2 separate regions of the Homo sapiens genome follow, and region 2 is linked to region 1. Evidence: chromatin loops called from intact Hi-C (ENCODE). Cell type or tissue: PC-3. All regions are shown on one strand. Links, peaks and the distances in the headings refer to the core of each region. The heading gives the core; the rest is flanking DNA. Region 1 overlaps LINC-PINT (long intergenic non-protein coding RNA, p53 induced transcript). Region 2 overlaps LOC105375508 (a long non-coding RNA gene).

What was found. A loop is a pair of places that touch in the nucleus more often than their neighbours do. Peaks named below come from ENCODE experiments on the same cell type or tissue, not always from the same donor. Only the 100,000 strongest peaks of a DNase experiment are listed, where the experiment ranks them.
Region 2: it touches region 1 in a loop (2.2-fold over the local background); 2 of 110 quality-filtered maps call a loop at or near these places.

What each region holds. Positions count from the first base shown.
Region 1 is chr7:130,886,311-130,896,649 of GRCh38, forward strand. All of the region lies in intron 6 of LINC-PINT (long intergenic non-protein coding RNA, p53 induced transcript), which reads right to left. Among named protein-coding and RNA genes, the nearest start is that of MIR29B1, 14 kb to the left of the region's middle. RefSeq lists an enhancer at 167-1,366. In PC-3, for the core only: no CTCF peak of the experiment used is centred there; a DNase peak (open chromatin) is centred at 5,321; H3K27ac peaks cover 2,036 bases.
Region 2 is chr7:130,834,597-130,844,935 of GRCh38, forward strand. The region is part of intron 3 of LOC105375508 (a long non-coding RNA gene); the gene reads left to right. It also overlaps the pseudogene LOC100133252. Among named protein-coding and RNA genes, the nearest start is that of MIR29A, 37 kb to the right of the region's middle. In PC-3, for the core only: no CTCF peak of the experiment used is centred there; a DNase peak (open chromatin) is centred at 4,245; H3K27ac peaks cover 2,158 bases.

The DNA.
Region 1 (10,339 bases), core at 3,925-6,424:
CTCCTAGGATTTAGATGTATGAACATTATTTACAGATGGGAAAAACAGAGCACTGAAAGTTTTGGTCAAGAAAACCGTACGGGTTAGTGATGGGGTTTCTCAATTGTGAAGACCTGAGCTTGACAAATGCATTTTCAGCTTCCCAGGATACCCCTGGCTCCTCAGTGAGCACTGGAAGTTTGTCCCTTCTATAGCAGCCCTTGGCAGTTCCAGTCTAGGGGCAGAAGCCAGCCTGCCACTGCAGAGAAGAGCAGCAAGTTCCAGCCCAGCCGGCGAGCACGCTGCACTCATGGGCTTCCCAAGGCTCTGGCGGGAAGTCACGGGTCAAGTGAGGTCTTCTTAGGTGCTCAACAGTCACACTCTGGGGCCTGAAAGGTCTTAGAAGCTTATCTCTGTCAATCTCTGCTTAGAATCAAATCGATCAATCAATACCTTTTCCTTCTCTTTGCTTCTCCTACTGAGCCCCAGCATATTTGAGTGAAGGTACTTACATGTACGTAGCCTTTTAAAAGCCAAGTACTATCAAGTGAGCTCCCATTTCAAGGCACGTTTGAACTGGGAATAGAAAGACGGGCAGCTTAAGCTTTGGGATCATACAGACCCGGATTCAAATTTCACTTGTTACACAGCCTTGGCAAGCTATTCAATCCTTTTGGGGCTTTAGTTTTTTGTTTTTGTTTTGTTTTTTTAATTTATAAAGTAGAAATGATGTTAACTCTCAGAGTTGTTGTGAAAACACAGCTGACTCAAATAAAATACAAGATACATAGATTTTCAACACATTAACCCCCACCACCCCACCACTTTCCCCTGTGAGGGGATGGCACATCTAACATTTTTGGGTAAAATTTCCAGAAGATCTATACAGTCGAGTTGTTAAAAACTGGTGTGAAAGACTAAAATAAGATTAGGCATCAGTAAATCAAGGCTGCGGGTGGGTCTGGGGGCTTCTCTGGAGGGAAAGGCCAGACCAAGGGATGTCCCAACAGGAAGTTAGGAGTCTGGGGAAAGACAGATATGATCTGAAACTGGGACCAGGAAATTCCAACCATTTCTGCCTACTGATTACTCATCATTGATTCACCAAGTTTACAATTTACCAGGAGGATATGGGAGCAAACGAGAGGTAAATCCCACTGAAGTTTAAAACATAAAAATAGACAATGACAGAGGGTGTCAAAGGAAACCACAGGGCATGGCGGGGGCAAACACAGGAGGCGCCGGTCCCCGTGAGCCAGACACAGGAGGGACATGCCACTTCTTCCACGAGGGACTAACTAGCAGCAATGCTGCAGAGACACAGGTCACTTCTCAACATTCCTGGTCAAGACAGACCTCTTAAAATCATGGGTAAATATCCACCGACTGCCTCCTAGAAGCCCGCACTGTGCTGCACGCTGCTGGGGAATACTGAGGAGGGGATGTGAAATGTCTGTATGTGACCCAGGACCTAACTGTGGAATGGAGTCCAATTCTCAGGGACAGAGAAAGTGCTCCGGTGTGTCCTGCTGGTGGAGAGCACAATCGTCATTGGAGACTGGATGAGCTCAGGGCAGGCTGATGGATTATTCAGGAGAGGCTTCATAGGGGCCAGGGGCCTGAGCTGGGCTCTCCAGGGGTGCAGCCTGGGCAGGGGAGAAAGGGAGAACTCTAGGAAGGGGACGGTAAAATCATGCCAGATGTGGCAGGGGTGAAGACAGTGGGGGATTGGGCAGAGCCATGGTAGACATCCCACCGCCAGGGATCAGAGATGACAGGGCAGCAGGCGTGCGGGGGTGGAGCCCACATGTAGATCCCCCGCCCCCGCACACAGGGTCAAAGTTAGCTGGGATCAGGGATGACGGGGGGGTGAGAAGAAGCGTGGATTTTATGAAGAGTAGAAGAAACAGATGTTTGTTAAGACCTAACATGTGGGAGGCACTGCTGTGGACAGGAGTGAGTGAGACGCAGGGCCGGTCTTCATGGAGTTTACAAGCTGGCGGGGGATACAGCCCTGTGGACAGATAACTGTCATTACACGGGCTAAACACTAGCATAGGGGGAATTCTAGGAGATACAGGGACCCACAGGTATGGCACCAGACTATGGGGTCAGAATAAGATCTCACCACAGAGGTATGAGCAAAAAGAAACAGGATATGGTCTGTTCCTTTCAAGCTTCCCACAGGGGCCAGGAGCCCCTTTTGCAGGATGTCTTAATAAATGGGACATAAAGGTACCCATTTGTCTAGAGTGCAGTGTTGGCTGCAGACAGTGAACATATGAAATGATGCCCTTAAAATGCCCTTTGGCTCAAAACGAGTCCCCTTCCCTGACCCTAGCTTTAGAAATCAAAAGGAAGATGATCATGTCATGGGACCCCAAATTACACTCACACTGCAGGTGAAACACTGGGGTGACTTTCACACGCACAGCTAAGAAGGAAGCCAGTTTCCGTATGACTGCAAGTGCACAGAAAATCTAGCATGCCGAACAGGAGGAGCAGTGGAGGGGAGTGCTCGCTTAGGAGGGACCCAGGAGCATGCAGAGCCTCTGTCCTGAATCTGCTCCCTCTATGTAAGGAGGCCATGAATAAGGTACCCATTCCAAGAACAACAGCAAGGGGAGGGTTAGGAGACATTCTCATCCAATGTGAATATAAAAATCTTAAGAAGAAAACAATACCCACTGCTTTCTGTTCCATTGTCCCAGCTTACTGTGTGATTTTCTGTTAGGAGAACTGTACCCACAGCTTTAATTTGATGCATTTGCTGGATCATGCTTTTTTAAACAAATATAAAGCAGAGAAGAAAAAAAATCCAAGGTAGATTTCAGTTAAACTATCACCACCACGACTCTCCAATTCACTCCCGTGTAGAAAATGTGCATTTGTTTCTACGGAGCATGTGTAGACAGCCCTAGCTCCCTGGAAGAGAGATCTGAGGGAAGGCCATTATGGACGCACAGTGGTCTTAACACAGCGAAACTCCTCTCTTCAGTAGCTTTTTTTTTTTTTTTTTTTTTTTGAGACAGAGTCTTGCTCTGTTGCCCAGGCCGGAGGCAGTGGTGCGATCTAGGCTCACTGCAACCTCCGCCTCCCAGGTTCAAGTGATTCTCCTGCCTCAGCCTCCCAAGTAGCTAGACTATGGGTATGCCCCACTACACCCAGCTAATTTTTGTATTTTGAGTAGAGATGGGATTTCACTATGTTGGCCAGGCTGGTCTTAAACTCCTGATCTCAGGTGATCCACTCGCCTGGGCCTCCCAGAGTGTTAGGATTACAGGCGTGAGCCACCACGCCCAGCCAGTAGCTCTTTTAAAAATAAACTGGGCTGGGCATGGTGGCTCACACCTGTAATCGCAGCACTTTGGGAGGCCAAGGCTGGAGGATCGCTTGAGGCCATGAGTTCGAGACCAGCCTGGGCAACACAGCAAGACTGCATGTCTCTACAAAAAAGTTTAAAAGTAGCTGGGTGTGGTGGTGAGTGTAGTCCCAGCTACTTGGGAGGCTGAGGCAGGAGGATCGTTTGAGCCCAGGAGGTTGAGGCTGCAGTGAGCCTTGATGGTGCCACTGCACTCCAGTGACAGAACGAGACCCTGTCATACACACACAAAAAATTAAAATAAATTGCCTACTTTAAAAATAAAGACAAGGTGGGGCGCAGTGGCTCATGCATGTAATCCTAGCACTTTGGGAAGACGAGACAGGTGGATCACTTGAGGTCAGGAGTTCGAGAGCAGCCTGGCCAACATGGCGGAACCCCGTCTCTACTAAAAATACAAAAATTAGGCGAGCTAAGAGATCACAGCACTGCACTCCAGCCTGGGTGATGGAGCGAGACTCTGTCTCAAAAAAATAAAAATAAAATAAAAATTAATACAGGTGTTGGGAATGAGGTCTGGGAGGTGGCTGTCATTTATCTCTAAAATCATGCTAGAAGCTAAATATATAATCATTTTTCCTCCACGTTGTTTCCATGGGCTTAGAAGAGGGAAAAAATGGCACTTAGTGTTACTAGGACCAAAAGACAGCTCCTCCTACTAAAAGATCATCCTGGAGTTGCTTAACTGAATATTTATGACATACTAACATCCTTTGGGGGAAAACACGTTTCGAAATAATCAATTAAAAAAAGCAAAGTGATCAATGACAGCTGTTTAAACACCACCTGGAAAAATAGGATTTACTCCACAGCAGCTCCCTGGGTGCAGAGATCTTGGTGCAGATCCCATTTCGCTGACTTGCTTTCTCTCCTTAGACAAATGTGTGTGGCGGGGCTGAGTACCTGCTCATGTCCTTTTCTGGGGACGCCACACATGGCTGGTTTCTGGCCCTTGGGGACAGTGGCTCAGGTCCAGAGGAGAACCCTTACTGGCTGTAGTGTGGTGGGCACAGCAGGGGTGGGCCGGTTCACCTCCTGGCTTTGAAGAAATGGGTTCTCTCCTATGGCATCTGTGATTCCCAAAGTCCTCAATCAAGCAGGAAGGGGGTGAGTCGATGGCTCTTCCCAAGGCCTTCTCCTCCCATGGACAGCTTCTCTGTCCGAGTTCTCTCGCCGTTTCTCCCCCTTTACTCCATCCCAAGAGGCACTTGTGAGCTTCAAGGGCATCTTCTAAATATTACATTCACTCAGTGCCCCAAAGAGGACAGCCTGTTCTTAGAACATTGCTCAATTCTTTCTCCTGTGGTAAGGATTCAGTTTGTTTTATTAAGAACTAGTGTGGCATAAGTTCATTCTCATCCAAAAAAAAAAAAAAGAAGTATATCAAGTCTCTTCTTTTGGCATATAGTAGATAGAATTGTTATTATTCTTGTTTCTGTCCCAGAGCTAATACATTCACGACACACTGGCAAAGGATATTTTGAAAAAGCTGTCTATGGCAAATAACTGATTTGTTTCATTTTGTAAAAATGAAGTTCTCCTTTCTGACCCAAGTCGTTTTCTAAACGATCTCAAAGGGCAAGCTGCCTCTTCCAGCGGGAGGCTGAGGCCACGCTGGAACCTCCTTCCGAGGTCTGGACAAGAGCTGTGTGGTGCAGAGGAGGGAGGGCTGGGCCCAGAACCCAGAGGTCTGCCTCGGGCTGGCCTCTCTCTCCAGTCCTGTGACCTCTGGCTGACCAAAGCCTCCCTGGTTCCGTCCCTTCATGTCTGAAATAAGCAAGCTATATTTAATAGTTTTCCTTTTGCTCTAAAATAAGATGATTCTGAAATACGACATTAAGTGTGAGGCTGGTTTCTGCTTTGGACCTCACCTAAGGGGTTTTAGTCATAAGCCCATGCGTGGAAACTGGCCCTGCCAAAAAAGAAACATTCTGAATCATTCAAAACCATTAAGAATGTTGGCTCTGACTTCAGAAAGGCAAGATAAACAGACCCGTGCCCAGCGGGAACTCACTTACTGGATGTCTCTGTGTTTTTAACTCATCGGTGCCTGAGTACTTCCCAGGTTCCTTCGAATGGCTTCAATGTTTAACGCTGTCACATTTGTACTATGAACTCCACTTTCATAAAGGCGGGGGCAGGGGGGTATTTAATTTGGTGCTAAGTGCTCATTAATCTTTTTAGTGTGGTCACCAGAACTGGCTTTTTTGCAGCCTCTAATCCAAAAGCAGGTTAATTCTCCTGCCCCACACAGGTTATAAAGTTAAGAAAATGTGGCACATATACACCATGGAATACTATGCAGCCATAAAAAATGATGAGTTCATGTCCTTTGTAGGGACATGGATGAAATTGGAAACCATCATTCTCAGCAAACTATCGCAAGAACAAAAAACCAAACACCGCATATTCTCACTCATAGGTGGGAATTGAACAATGAGATCACATGGACACAGGAAGGGGAATATCACACTCTGGGGACTGTGGTGGGGTCGGGGGAGGGGGGAGGGATAGCATTGGGAGATATACCTAATGCTAGATGACACGTTAGTGGGTGCAGCGCACCAGCATGGCACATGTATACATATGTAACTAACCTGCACAATGTGCACATGTACCCTAAAACTTAGAGTATAATAAAAAAAAAACATTAAATAAAAAAAAATAAAAAAAAAAAGAGTGAAAAAGTTGGGTCAAAAGATGAATCTGTTGTACATGTTGGTATATGTCACTGAATTGTCCTCTGGAAATGTGCCAAATCAATAAACTCATAAATGTCTTCTGAAAAAAAAAAAAAAAAAAAAAAAAAAAAAAGGAATAAAGCTTCCCCGCCCAGCCTTTAAAGTCCTTTTCCCCTAAACAATACTCCAAAATCAATGAATCTAGAGATTCTTTGCACCGGAGTGGTTTCCAAATCAATTGACCTCTAAGCTCCAAATGCATTTTGATTCTGCTTCTATTGATCTGAAATAATAAAGGCTATGGAATTGGGATATGGTTCTGGTTTCTAGTGGAGTTTACCTGAAAAACTAGGATACCTTTGACCATCCATATTTCTAGGAAGCCCTCTGACTATCCATATTTCTAGGAAACCCTTTGACCATCCATATGTGGCTACTTTTTTATACATACAGTACTCATGCAAAATAAACAGAAAAATAAAAGAGTAAATCCCAACTTCCAGGTGACAGTTTACAGCATATCTGGCAACTACGTGGTAGAGTTTAGTGGGCCTGCCAGAGTCCTTGTGTATGCCCCAGACATAGGCATACACACACAGAGCTCAAGAAAGCTGCTCAAGAAAATGACAGTCTTTTTTTTCTTTTTCTTTTTCTTTTGGGGGGAACTTTCACTGGTATAGAACTAACTGGGCACATAATGGGTAAGGACAAACACTGAAACTTTTTTTTTTTAAGTTAAAAAATTCCAGCTGGGCATGGGGTGGCTCATGCCTGTAATCCCAGCACTTTGGGAGGCTGAGGTGGGTGGATCACCTGAGGCCAGGGGTTCAACACCGGCTTGGCCAACATGGCAAAACCCCATCTCTACTAAAAATACAGAAATTAGCCAGGCGTGGTGGTGGGCACCTGTAATCCCAGCTACTTGGGAGGCTGAGGCAGGAGAATTGTTTGAACCCGGGAGGTGGAGGTTGTAGTGAGCTGAGATCATGCCACTGCACTCCAGCCTGGGCGCCAGAGCGAGACTCTGTCTCCAGAAAAAAAAAAAAAAAAAGTTAAAAATTCCATGTTCAGAAAGCAAGAGACACGGTGTTATTTTCTCCAATTCTGAAAGCTCCCAGTGGTGACAGCATCGTTAGCCATGTGTAACATGTGCATCCAGGCAACTGACTGTCACCAGACTTCTCCATGGCCTTACTCAAACTGAGTAAGCTGGTAGTATTTCCTAAGAGTTGTCACTCAGTTGTGAAAACAGAGAGCTTTTTGTTTTTTGGAAAATCCTGATCAGCCGAAATGACTGGGTGGTCAGCCTTGCCCATCTTTTGGCTACTTAGATAAAGGCTTCTTTTCCCAGGCAAGGAGAGAGATGATGGTTAACTTGCTTTTTAGACTGAGGTCATTGCTATTCGCTGGTGTAATGAATAAGCTAGACGTTTAAAAACAAAACAAAACAAAACAAAAAACCTCCTTTCAAAAGCAACCACATTTTTCTCTTCTCTGGAAATGAACAGAACGCGTCATGAACAGAACACGTCATAATTTTTTAAACATCCATCAGTGCCCATGAAAAAAATTTTTAAAAATAATCTGAATCTCACTTGTTTATTGCCTACAATATCAATCAATGGCTTAGGTATCTCTCCGTGTTCTATTACTTCTCACCGCTCTTAATTCATGAGGTCAAACAGAATCTTAAAACATCATTAAAAAATTTCCTCCCTTTCCATGTCTCAAGGTATCTGTAAATGGACAATTTGGGTGTGCTGAAATCAAATGACTGACCAAGGCCCATAACTGTGATCACAGGTAAAATGTTTTTCTGCTTTGCCAAAAATCCGAGTTTCCTTTGCTCTCTCTGTCAAGCTGAAAGAGCCCTCCCAGACCGAGGGGCCAGGTGGAGAGGCCACTCACACCCGCCCTGTGCCGGTCTACCTTGGATGGCCTCACCAGGGCACGGTTCCCGGGGTGGTGACTCAGCTCTGGAGGACCACCTGCTGCGTGGGGGTTGCTGCCTAGCAGGTCACTGCCAGTCACGAGGGCAGAGAGACCCAAAGGATCAGAGAACAGCTCTGAGCAGGTCAAGGGCAGTGCCAGAAGGAAAGCCTTTGTTTACAGAGGGAAAGATCCTGCACCTTGAAGTGAGGCATTAAAGAGTAGAGGGGCTTTGCACCTGCATCCTAAGCCTCTTGGTTCACCACTAAGCCGCAAAGCCACAGGGAGGAAACCACTGGGAATACCATCACAGAAAATGAAGGTAGGGCCACAGGGCACCTCCCACTCTCAAAGGGAAAAGACGGCCCTGGATCATCTTTCTAAAACACCACTTTGATGAAGTCGCCATGGTTTTCTAAAGTAATAAATGGCAGCCACTACCTGCAAGATAACAGAGTGCATTTGAAACCTTTCCACCACCTAAGTCCAACCCACCTTCAGGGCATTCGCTCTACTTCCTTAGATAAAGCCTCTGCTGGGGTTAAGATGTTCTGTCTCCGCTGCCCCCACTCTGCAGGCTTTCTCCTCCCGCTGGCTGGTGCAGAGAATGGGGGAGCCATTAGGAGCCACAGACACTGAGCTATTCTACATGGAATTCTTTTTATTGTTTGATCTATTTCACATGTACAAAGCTTTGACCTTCCAGTTCTAAGAATTCCTACTTAGAACTGGTAGGTTCTAAGAACTCCTACTTAGAACTGGTAGGTTCTAAGAACCTCCCTGGACCGATTCTGGCACATGTCTCTTCTGAACTCACAGAGCTTGTGCCTTAACAATTTAGAGTCAACTGACTTTGCTGTCCTCTCTAATGTGTTAAGTTTCAGTCCGTGACAAACATTGACAAGACGTGTACCTCATCAAGCACTGTAAAGGGAAAGGACATGACCCCTGCGGCAGAGGTCCACAGTCACACAGATGACAGAAATGTGCCCGATGCCTTCCAATGTATGTCACAAACGCGTATTTGACAAGGGAGAGCAGAGACTCTGCAGGTGGTGAGTTTTGCCTGCAGCGCCACAGAAGTCTTCATTGGGGAGCTCCAGGCTGGATTTTAAAGGAAAAGCCGAATTTTAAAGGAAGAACAGGTTAAACACCGAAGGAAAATGGGGAGGAGTGAATGTTTCAAGGAACACGTATACCAAACAACAGAGTGCATTCTCTCCAGCTCTGCAGCTCGGGGTTCCAGGGTCGGGGGTCCCACAAGGTGGGAAGGAGAAGCAGGCCTTATCACGAAGGGCTTTGTAGGACAGGCCGAGTGTGTACGACGTTTGAGGTGGAATGACAGGGCTACGCCCTGTGGAAGGGGCCGACTGTAGGACTGCTCGGAATTGGGAGTTTGACAGGAGAGAGGCACTTTCACAGACATTATCTGGTTTGATCACCACCCCTTCTTGAGCCATATATTTGGCGATTAATTGTGCACTTGTGACATGTTCCTTTCTGCTGTCTGTTCCTTAATGCCCCCTGCTTTTTTGTCTTGTCCCCAGCTGGGCTATCTGTTCCTGGCGGCCACAGAACAATACCTTCTTTAATGGCTCCCACAGTGACCAGCACGTGCCTTAAACTCAGAGCAGGTCAATCAATCAAACTCCTTTTAACTGAAAGTTTAGGATGTGCTTTTGCCACACTCTCAAGTAAGTAAGTAAATTCATCAGCAAATACCAAGTCCTAAAATAATGAATGGTACTTAGGAAACACATAAAGAGTGGTAGAAAACTAGATGGGCTGGGGTCATCCTGTGGAGGCCCTGGACGGCCCGGCTAAAGCATTTGGAACTCCTCTGTAGAAGTGTTTTGATAAAGAAATGATGTGATTGAAGCTATGCTTAATAGAAGATGAATTTGGCAGTAGGATGGGCTGGAGGGAGACAGTCGCTGTGGTGGTAGAAAGAAGAGGTGAAGAAGTGTTGCCAAGCCAGGTGAGAGCGTTTGCTACCATCTGCACTAGCACGCAGCGCCGTTCCTCTAGGGCCCCTGGAGCTTAAGGTAGTTCTTTTCTCACATCTGTCGCACTTAGGAAGATCACATGGTGATGCTGGCTTTTATTCTCCCTCCCTTTCTTCCTTCTAATAATTAGCAAGCAACAGTTATCTGCCAGACACTGTGCTATTACACAAGGGGGAGAGAGATGAAAGGCAGTCTCTACTCTGATGCCTTGTGGGAGAGGAAGAAAAGTATCTGGTTAAAACGCAGCATATTGAATTCTCTGATATGCCCTCCCTCCCTCTCTCTCCCCCTGCTGGCCAGTCTGTCTTCCATTTCTTTCTTTTTCTTCCAAAAAAAGGATCTGAGGCATAATGAAGGAAGTC
Region 2 (10,339 bases), core at 3,190-5,689, 52 kb before region 1:
TTTCAGGTCTTTATTCAGTTTTTATTTAATATTCATCAAATATTATTCCATTTATTTTGTTCATAACTCAGTAAAAATAGCCACAATTAAAGAGCAATCCTTTGTAGTTTCATCAGTAAGACCAACATCTGCCTGCCTTTGCCATCCTTGGTTGAAGGATCTCTCCTCTGGATCAGACCCATTTCTTCCCTTGTGAATTAATCTATTAATCTCCTTTGTCTTCAGTTCACTCCTGCCTACTCAACAGCATCAGCAAATAAACACACCCAAGTATCTCCCATCTTAAGAGAAGAAAAATCTGCCCTTCCCACAGGACTCCGCCCAGGCTCCATCTCACTTTTTGTTCCCTATCAGAGTAAAACTTATGGAAATTCTCTTTCTTTCTTTTTTCTTTCTTTCTCTCTCTCTCTCTTCTTTTCTTTTCTTTTTTCTTCATTCTCCTCCATTCTCTCTTCAACTTCCTCAATCTGGCTTTCCCCTCCCTAACTCCATTAAAGCTTTTCTGGTCAAAGCTACTGATAGCCTCCATGTTAAAATACTGTCAATACTCACGTCTCACTCGACCTCTCAAAAGCACTCAAAATATGTTTTTCCTTTGGCTCTAGTGACCACACGTTTGTCTGTCTTTTCACCTATTTCCACATCTTTTTTTCTATTTAAATTCCCTGTCTAGACCGGGTGTGGTGGCTCATGCCTGTAATCCCAGCACTTTGGGAGGCCGAGGCGGGTGGATCACCTGAGGTCAGGAGTTTGAGACCAGCCTGGCCAACATGGCAAAACCCCGTTTCTACTAAAAATACAAAAATTAGCTGGGTGTGGTGGCGCATGCCTGTAGTCCCAGCTACTTGGGAGGCTGAGGCAGGAGAATCATTTAAACCTGGGAGGCAGCGGTTGCAGTGAGCCAAGATCGCGCCACTGCACTCCAGCCTGGGTGACAGAGCGAAACTCCCTCTCAAGAAAAATAAATAAATAAATAAATAAATAAATAAATTCCCTCTCTAGATGATCTAATCTGGTCCCTCGACTTAAATATCACTTATATGCTAGTGACTCCCAAATGTAGACATTTTTAGCTCTGGGCATTCCCTTGAGAAATGGGGTTGCCTCTCTAGTAGTTCATCTAACATATGCACGTGGATGTCAAATGGATTTGAAAGCTAAGACAGCAAAAATTAACTTCCTTCCCTCTCTGCAAGCCTGTTCTCATTTGCCCCCATTTCAGTAAACAGCCTCATCAAATAGTAGCTCAACTGAGAGACATAAGGGTCACCTGTGATCCCTCAATTGCCTTCTGCCAGGTGCACCTGCAAAACACATTCCCCAAATTTTACTTATTTTTTGCCTGCTACCACTGAAGTTCAAGGCACCATCATCTCTCACCAGTACCCGCTTTCTAAGTGGGCTCCATGGTTCCATGCTTGGCCTCCCCAACACATCCTCCAAGCAAGAATTACCCACCTTTAAAATGTGATCTGTATCACATCATCCTCTGAACTGAACCCACCAGTGGCTGCCTAGGAGTAAACTCCAGATTCTTCACCACAGTCTACAGTGTGTACTTGCTGTGGTCCCTGCCAACCTCTCTGATCACATGTTTTATTTTTCTCTTCTTTTCTTACTACTCTCTTCACTGGCATTCTTTTTGTCCCTCAAAATTCATTCCCACTGCAGGGTCTTAGTATTCAGCAGTTTCTTCTGTCGGAAATACTCTTTCTTCAACTCTTCCCGTGATTAACTCCTTTTTTCTTTAACCAAGTCTCATCTTAAATGTTGCCTGCCTTCCCTGAACCCACCTCTTCCTGACATTCTCCTTATCATCAGGAAAGGCAGGGTAATGCTGTGGTAACAGATTGCAGTGGCTTAAAACAACAAAGGTTTACTTCTTGCTCACTGTACATTGCAGGTTGCAGGTTGGCTGAGGACCCCAATCCATGCTGTCCTCACTGTGGGCTGAGGGAACAGCTGCTATCTGGAACAATGCCAGTCACCATGTCAGGGGAAAAGAAGGCTCTGGAGGGCGCAGCAAAGGCAACCAAATGCTTGGCTTGGAAATGACATGCATCATTTCTTTTCTTTTCTTTCTTTTTTTTTTTTGTCTCTGTCGCCCAGGCTGGAGTGCAGTGGTGCGATCTCGGCTCACTGCAACCTCCTCCTGGGCTCAAGCGATTCTCCTGCCTCAGCCTCCTGTGTAACTGGGATTATTGGTGCCCGCCACCACACCTGGCTAATTTTTGTATTTTTAGTAGAGAGGGGGTTTTGCCTTGTTGGCCAGACTGGTCTCCAACTCTTAGCCTCAAATGATCCACCTGCCTTGGCCTCCCAAAGTGCTGGGATTATAGGCATGAGCCACCGTGCCCAGCTAACACACATCACCTCTGATCGCAAGTTATTGGCCAGACTAGTTACATGGCCCTACCCAGCCACAGAGGGCCACAAGAAATAATCATATAGCTGCCCAGAAGATAACCAGCTCTAATGGCTATCACAGATTTTACACTTAAAAAAAAATTTTTTTTTGAGAAAGGGTCTCACTCTGTTGCCCAGACTGGGGTGCAGTGGCGTGATCTCGGCTCACTGCAGCTTGGAACTCCTGGGTTCAAGCAATTCTCATGTCTCAGCCTCCCAGGTAGCTGGGACTACAGGCGCATGCCACCACACCCAGCTAATTTTTGTATTTTCTGTAGAGACAGGGTTTTGCCATGGTGGTCAGGCTGGTCTTGAACTCCTGGGCTCAAGTGATCCGCCCACCTTGGCTTCCCAAAGTGTTGGGATTACAGGCGTGAACCACTGCTCTGGGGCCTCCATCACACTTCTTATATTATTCTGTTTATACAATGTTTTTCTACATGAGAGATAAATTCTATGTAACCATCATCCAGGTTAATAAATAAAATAATTCCAAGGTCTTAGAAGCCTCTCCTTAATGTGCCCTTCCCTCTGTCAAGGAGCTCACCACCATCCTAACTTTGGGGTTAATAAGAGCAATGCTTTTAGTTACAGTTTTACCACCAAAGCATGTATTTTTTTGTTCAGTTTGAGCTATTTTGGACTTATATAAGTGTCAGTATTTTAATTTGTTTCTTTGAATGAATGCAGTGTTTATAAGGTTTATCTATATAGATGAATGTAGCTATTTTTTAATGTATCTATTTTGCCAGGCATGCACCTGTAATCCCAGCTACTCAGGAGACTGAGGCGGGAGGATTGCTTGAGCCCAGGAGTTCAAGACCAGCCTAGGCAATATAGTGAGACCCACTCAATCAAGTAATCAGTCAGTTATTTTTGATAAATAATACATGTATCAATGTTAATGTTAAGGTATATTTGTGTTGTTTTCAGTTTTAGGCTTTTGGAAACAATGCTTCTGTAAATATCCTAGTACCTGTCTCATGGGTGTGAAGTTGCTGAATCGTAGGATGCATGCATGTTCGTCTCTGCTAGATCATGTGACATTGTTTTCAAAAATGATTTAAAATGCGCTCCCAACACTGTGAGTTCCAGCTGCTCCATATGTTTACCAGTGCTTGGTATTGTTGTACATTTTTTTTTTGTTTTGAGACGGAGTCTTGCTCTGTCGCCCAGGCTGGAGTGTAGTGGCGCGATCTCAGCTCACTGCAAGCTCCACCTCCCGGGTTCACGCCATTCTCCTGCCTCAACCTCCCGAGTAGCTGGGACTACAGGCATCTGCCAACTCGCCCAGCTAATTTTTTTTTTTTTGTATTTTTAGTAGAGACAGGGTTTCACCGTGTTAGCCAGGATGGTCTCAATCTCCTGACCTCGTGATCTGCCCACCTCGGCCTCCCAAAATGCTGGGATTACAGGCGTGAGCCACTGCGCCCGGCCTGTTGTACTTTTTAATTTTTGCCAATCTGGTGGGTGTATGATGGTCTCATTTTGTTGTTGCTTTGATAACTAATGAAGTTGACCACCTTTACATATGTTTTTTGTTTATTTCTTTAGTTAGGGTATTCAGTTTATACTTACTGCCCCAGCATAATTATTAAAATGGTCCCCCTTTCATTCTCTAACATGTCTTGGTTTGGACAACACATTGTACGGCACCCTAACCTTAGTGGGGTCCCTCCGCTAACATGGAAATTTCCTTCTTGCTCGTTAGTGTTTAGGATGATGTGGTCTGGCATCTCTGAGGAAAGAAAAAAAAATGGGATAAATACAGAAGATTGAGTAAAAACCAGATGAGAGGGAAACCAAACTCATTAACTGGGATTACTCAGTCTGACTCAGGATGACCATTTCCAAAATAATGTGTGATGGAGCTTTCAAATGGGTACAAAGCAGATGAGTTTGAGCAACATAATCCAGCAGTAAAAGTGAAAGAATTTGTTTACCCATTTCTCAGAAATGACTCAAGGCACGATCATTATTTGAAAGCTGGTCACAGTGTCTGCTGCAACCACTCACTCCCCTTTCAGTCTGTAACAAATCTCTTAAAAGCTGACATGTGAAACCAATAGTATGTTTCTTACCTTGAGATCATCTTGTGAAGTTTCTTACTCTATTTTTTAAAATGTGTTTGTTAGATTTTATTTTCTAAGTAATATTGATTAAAAATATTTATACACCTACTTTTAAGTCCACAGTTTAGCACTCTTATTTGTATGGCTTTAAAAGTTATAGCACAGGGTCTTTACATTAAGGACTGGGGGAAAAGATTCCATTCAAAACAAAGCCTGATAATTATAGACATGTTTTTCTCTGTACTTTATTTTAAATACATTAATTTTTAAACAATGCTCATCTTTTTTTTTATCTGGTGGTAAAATACTAGTGCAACTTTTCATCAAAAGAAAGTTGACCACAGATGTAAATGAATTTTCCCAATTGAAAATTGCCCTTCAGCTGCCACTAAATAAAATTTCTCAACCTAACTTAAGTGAAAAGAACTGGTGGTTGTCATTATAAGTAAAAATATAAAGTATCATAGCATTGTCTACATTGCTCCTTACAATACAAACTTTGAAAGAACCAGAGATGCTTTATAGGAGTTTAGTCGGTTTTGAAAAGGCACGTGTGTGTGTGTGTTTTAATATTCTAAAAATTTTCCCACCACCACTCTTTGTGTTGCAGAGACAGCATCGGTGACTACAGGGCTAGACAAGAACATTTGTTCAGACTAAAGAAAGCCAGAAGCCAAAATTCAGCTGCACAGTAACAATGTACTTTTCATCATGCAGCCTTGTGTTTCCTATATATTTGATTTTCTACTATGCATTAGAATACATAAACTTGTATTCTAATGATTTAAGTTTGATTTCACAATATGGAAAAAATTTGAGGAAGAACATGACCTGGGAAAGAGAAAAGGGAGAACTTTTACCACAATGAACATAGATACATTCGTACCCCACTATATGATAAGAATATAATCCATTTAAGTTACAGAAAAGATCTCTTCAGTTATGGGAAAGATCCCTCTGCTGTGGCATTAAGTTTGGGGAGGGGAATTGACTTGTTCCAACAGAAACAGAAACAACAGGAAATAGCTTAACTTTGGTCCACTTGTCTGTTAGCTGAACGACAGTCATACTGCCTATAATCGGTTCAGAAACCCAACAATTATATTTTAAAATATATTCATGTGTAATTTCATTCTAAAACTGGCATAGCTGTTCTGCCCTCATTCTCTGCCTTTTCAGCTTCAGAATGTGCTGTCAGCACGGTCTCTAATCCTCAGCATCTTCGTGATCTTCCCTGGCAGCCTCAGCATCTGCTTGGCTAGGCTCTGTCTTCTCTTGGGTCATGATTTCTGGGGTCATGTGGACGAAGCCTGCTTCTGGAAGTTCACTTTGTACTTCCACTGGCATCTGATTTTCCCGTTCCACATGCGGCTCCTCTCCGTGTACTTCAGTACCTTCTTCAGGCTGAATTCAGCCCACTGCTAGGTAACTCACTTGGACCTGCTCTGGAAGCTCACTCCTGTGTGTCGGGCACCTGGCTATCCCTGCGTGGTTCTGGGTGGACGTGTTCCACGATCGCTTGTGCTGAATCCACCTGGACCTGAAACAGTGGGAGCACGTGTACCTCCCAGCTTGTTCTATAATATCATTGATGTCACAGGTTCAGCTTGTACCTGTGTTTCTGCTGAAAGAACTTCTCCCATTACTAGACGCTTTGATATATTGTATCACTGAGATGCCTCCTTAATTCATTTCCTTGCATAAACCACAAGTCACATAAAGTACAATGGTTGGGTTTACCTCTAGTATGTATTACTGAGTGATATTTGAACTGGTTCTAGCTGTTAAACACACTGTTGCAGACCTGGCACTCATGAGCTTCTTTCTTCCTTTTTTTGCCCCTACTCATTTGGCATGCAGTGAGGTGACATTTGAGGGGGCTATTTCTAGCAAATTGTTCATGACAATTTGGATATTCAAAAGGTTTTTCACCTGTTCTTTAAAATGTCCAGAATGGTCACACTGTTTCTCACAGTACTGACATACATGAATTTTTCCACCAGTTCTTTGCTTTTTTTTTTTTTTTTTTGAGACGGAGTATCGCTCTGTCGCCCAGGCTGGAGTGCAGTGGCGTGATCTCGGCTCACTGCAAGCTCCGCCTCCCGGGTTCACGCCATTCTCCTGCCTCCGCCTCCCGAGTAGCTGGGACTACAGGCGCCCGCCACCACGCCTGGCTAATTTTTTGTGTTTTTAGTAGAGACGGGGTTTCACCGTGTTAGCCAGGATGGTCTCGATCTCCTGACCTCGTGATCCGCCCGTCTCAGCCTCCCAAAGTGCTGGGATTACAGGCGTGAGCCACCGCGCCCGGCCTCTTTGCTTCTTACTGCCTCCACCTTCTTCAAGGTGGTAACAATTCAGGTGCTGTTTCCATGCGCTCTCCTGAAGATACCTTTTGTTGCATATTTCACAGTTGAAACTCAGTGAAGTGTGATTTCATGTGTTCCTGTTTGCTTGTGGGGTCAGATTGCACAGCTGTCTTCCTCTTTAATCTGCCCTTTTCTGTCACCTTGGTGGTACTGAAACAGGAAAAGCTCCCTTATCCCCCTCACAGGGTGTGTGATGGGGGCGTGGCTAGCTTCTTCGGTGCTGCTGCTCAAACATCTAGGGGGGCAGGTTGTGGTCGTGGGCTCCAACCCCACGGCAGTGTCTTGGGGGAAATGTTTCCAGCTCCTGAAGCCCCAGTGGGCGTGTGTTACAGGTGCTCTTTTAATTTTGCTGTCTGTAGGCGGCTTGTGTCAATCAGCTCACTTAGACCCTCTGCCTTATCACAAGGACAGAGGGCTTTCTGTATCCCAGGGTTCTTGCCCTAGTGTGCCGGAAAAATCGGATCACATGTGGGCTTGGGGAATGAGTGCAGGGTTTTATTGAATGGTGGAAGTAGCTCTCAGCAGATGGATGGGGAGCCAAAAGAGGGATAGAGTGGGAAGGGGGTTTTCCCTTGGAGTCGGGCTGTTCAGTGGCCAGACTGTCCTCCTACCACCCCTGCCAAATTCCCCTGGGCATCCGCGTTGTTCTGCCAGTTGATGGCCTGCCAGCGTGTGCAGGTGCCTGTTCCTGTGCTCTTCCATTCCCCTGCTCCTCTCGATGCCTAGCCGCCTGTGTGCCCTTCTGCCGCTGTGTTCCTCTAGACATCCCACTGCTTGTGTCTATGCCGCTAGGGTCGGGGGGTTTTTATAGGCCCAGGATGGGGGGTGTGGTGGGCCAGGGTGGTCTTGGAAAATGCAACATTTGGGCGCGAAAACAGGAGTGCCTGTCCTCACGTAGGCCCGTGAGCACGGGCCCAAGGGGGGAGCCCTCACCAGGGACCCCGCCTTTCTCTATCCAGCATTTCCCTGCCCCACTCTGGTATCAGTACTTGCTGGTGATATCTGGCAACAGTGCTGGAGCAGAATCATCAGAGGAACCTGTGCTCTGTATGTACTTTATGGACTGCTGGGCAGAAGCCCTTCCTCGAATGTTTCCATGCCTTCATCTTCTGCTTCAGTCGTGTCTTCGGCATTCTCTACCTCAGTTTCAACAGAGTCTGACTCTGCAGATAGCAGTGACTCAGCGATAACGTGAAGTTTCTGCAATTTTACTTTTTTTGGCCTCACTTTTTCCTGTGGTATTTTCCTTTAATGAAGTTGAGTTTTGTTTTGTTTTGAGATGGAGTCTTGCTTTGTTGCCCAGACTGGAGTGCAGTGGTGCGATCTTGGCTCATTGCAACCTCCGCCTCCTGCATTCAAGCAATTCTCCTGCCTCAGCCTCCTGAGTAGCTGGGACTACAGGTGCCCCACGCCCGGCTAAATTTTGTATTTTTTAGTAGAGACAGGGTTTCGCCACGTTGGCCAGGCCGGTCTTGAACTCCTGACCTCCGGTGATCCGCCCGCCTCGGCCTCCCAGAGTGCTGGAATTACAGGCGTGAGCCACTGCACCTGGCCTGAAGTTGAGTTTTCTTTGTTCCTAACTTCAAGGGCTTTGATGGCTTCTAGCATTTGTAGATGTTCTGCTGCTTTCCATACATCGCTGGCTGCTTCTCCTTGTATCATTAATTTTGCTGTACATGTGAACTCAATTGAATGGCAAAAGGCCATTTTACTAATACCTTCTATCTCCACCAAAGGTTCTTGGGTAAACTCTGGAAAGAATTTGTAGAAGGCGGCCGGGCCCAGTGGCTCACCCCTGTAATCCCTTTGGGAAGGATTACAGTAATCTCTGTAAGCGTTTTGGGTGGCTGAGGCAGGCGGATCACCTGAGATCAGGAGTTTGGGACCAGCCTCGCCAACTTGGCAAAACCCTGTCTCCACTAAAAATACAAAAATTAGCCAGATGTGATGGCGGGTGCCTGTAGTCCCAGCTACTTGGGAGGCTGAGGCAGGAGAATCGCTTGAACCCGGGAGGTGGAGGTTGCAGTGAGCCAGGATCGGGTCACTGCACTTCAGCCTGGGTGACAAAGTGTGACTTCATCTCAAAAAAAAAAAAAAAAAAAAGAATTGTGGAACTTACTGCAAGCAGCCAAAACGGCCTTGTGAGCCTTCAGATGGTGTCCGTCCACAATCAGGGTGATGTCAGTAAAGCGGTCCTGCCCTCACTGTTCATTCAGTTGGTCGAGGATCTTGTTATGACGTTCACGGAACTCCTGTAGGTGTTGCATCGTCTCTTCAGCCTCCATGGCTGTTGGGTTGCTCTGCCTCATGCTCTGCCCTCCTTCCTCTTTGTCCCTCAGAGCCTCTGGTTTTGTGCTTTCTCCTCCCAGGGCATAATGTGCCCCACAGCTTTCCCTATCTCTAAACCGTGGCTCTCCCTCCATTTCCCCCACAAGAGCCGGGTGCTGCCTCTGCTCGGGCCCCGCTGGTGCACGTGCGCTCGGTTGGACACACAGGCGGTCTCGGCCTCTTTCTCTACTTTGAAGACTCGGCTGTAATTGTGCTATTAAACTTCTTCCATATTATACTCAAAAGCAATGCTTCATTTCCCCCCAAAAGAAGAAATCAAGTAAGTAAAAACATGTTATAATTTATATAGAAGGGTACTTTGCATTTGTTAAAATGCTTTATAATGGTTCTAATCTTCTTCCTTAAAGAAACCCTGAGAAAGCCTTTCTTTCTCAGCTGTACAGATGGAACAGGTGAGGGGAGGGGACGCAGAGGTGTTGCCCAGAGCTTCTGAGTCCGTGGCTGAGCCCAAATCTCCCAAGGCAAATATGACAAATGTTATTTTCTCCTATTTATAAAGCTCCCTTACAGCTGGAGGGATTTTCTTCTAAATCTACTAAACATTGAAGTACCTAAAAACAATAGTCCCACATTTGGAAACAGACCAAGGGTGTGAAGTTTTAGCTCTTGTTTCTAAGGTTATAACTGACGACCAGACTGGGGTTAATTATGCACCCAAATGATAGTGTTTCCTGCCAAGGACATTCTGATTCACTGCTTACCAGATCAGGTAATGCTGGTGGCTAAGCTCCTCCACCAGGCTTTTAGGGTCTCCTAAAGACCCTAAAAAAAAGGAGGTGTCTTCATTCTCACTGGCTCCAGCCAACCCTTTAGATTGCTAATAATTCAAATGTGGAGCATTCAGTAGCAAGAGGATTGTGCGCTCATTTATTCATAGCACTCCTTCCCCAAACTACGTTGGGAGACACATCAATCAGTGTGTTAGGAAGACCTGATGGCTGTGCTGTTCAATATGGCAGCCACCAGCCACATGTGGCCATTTAAATTCTAATTAAAATCAAGTAAAATGTAAAAGCCAGTTGCTCAGTTGCACTAGCAATGTTTTGAGTGCTCAGTAGTGACATATGCCTGGAGGCTACCGTATTGGGTAGTGCAGATATAAAATATTTCCATCACTCCGGAAGGTTCTATTGGACAATACTGCTT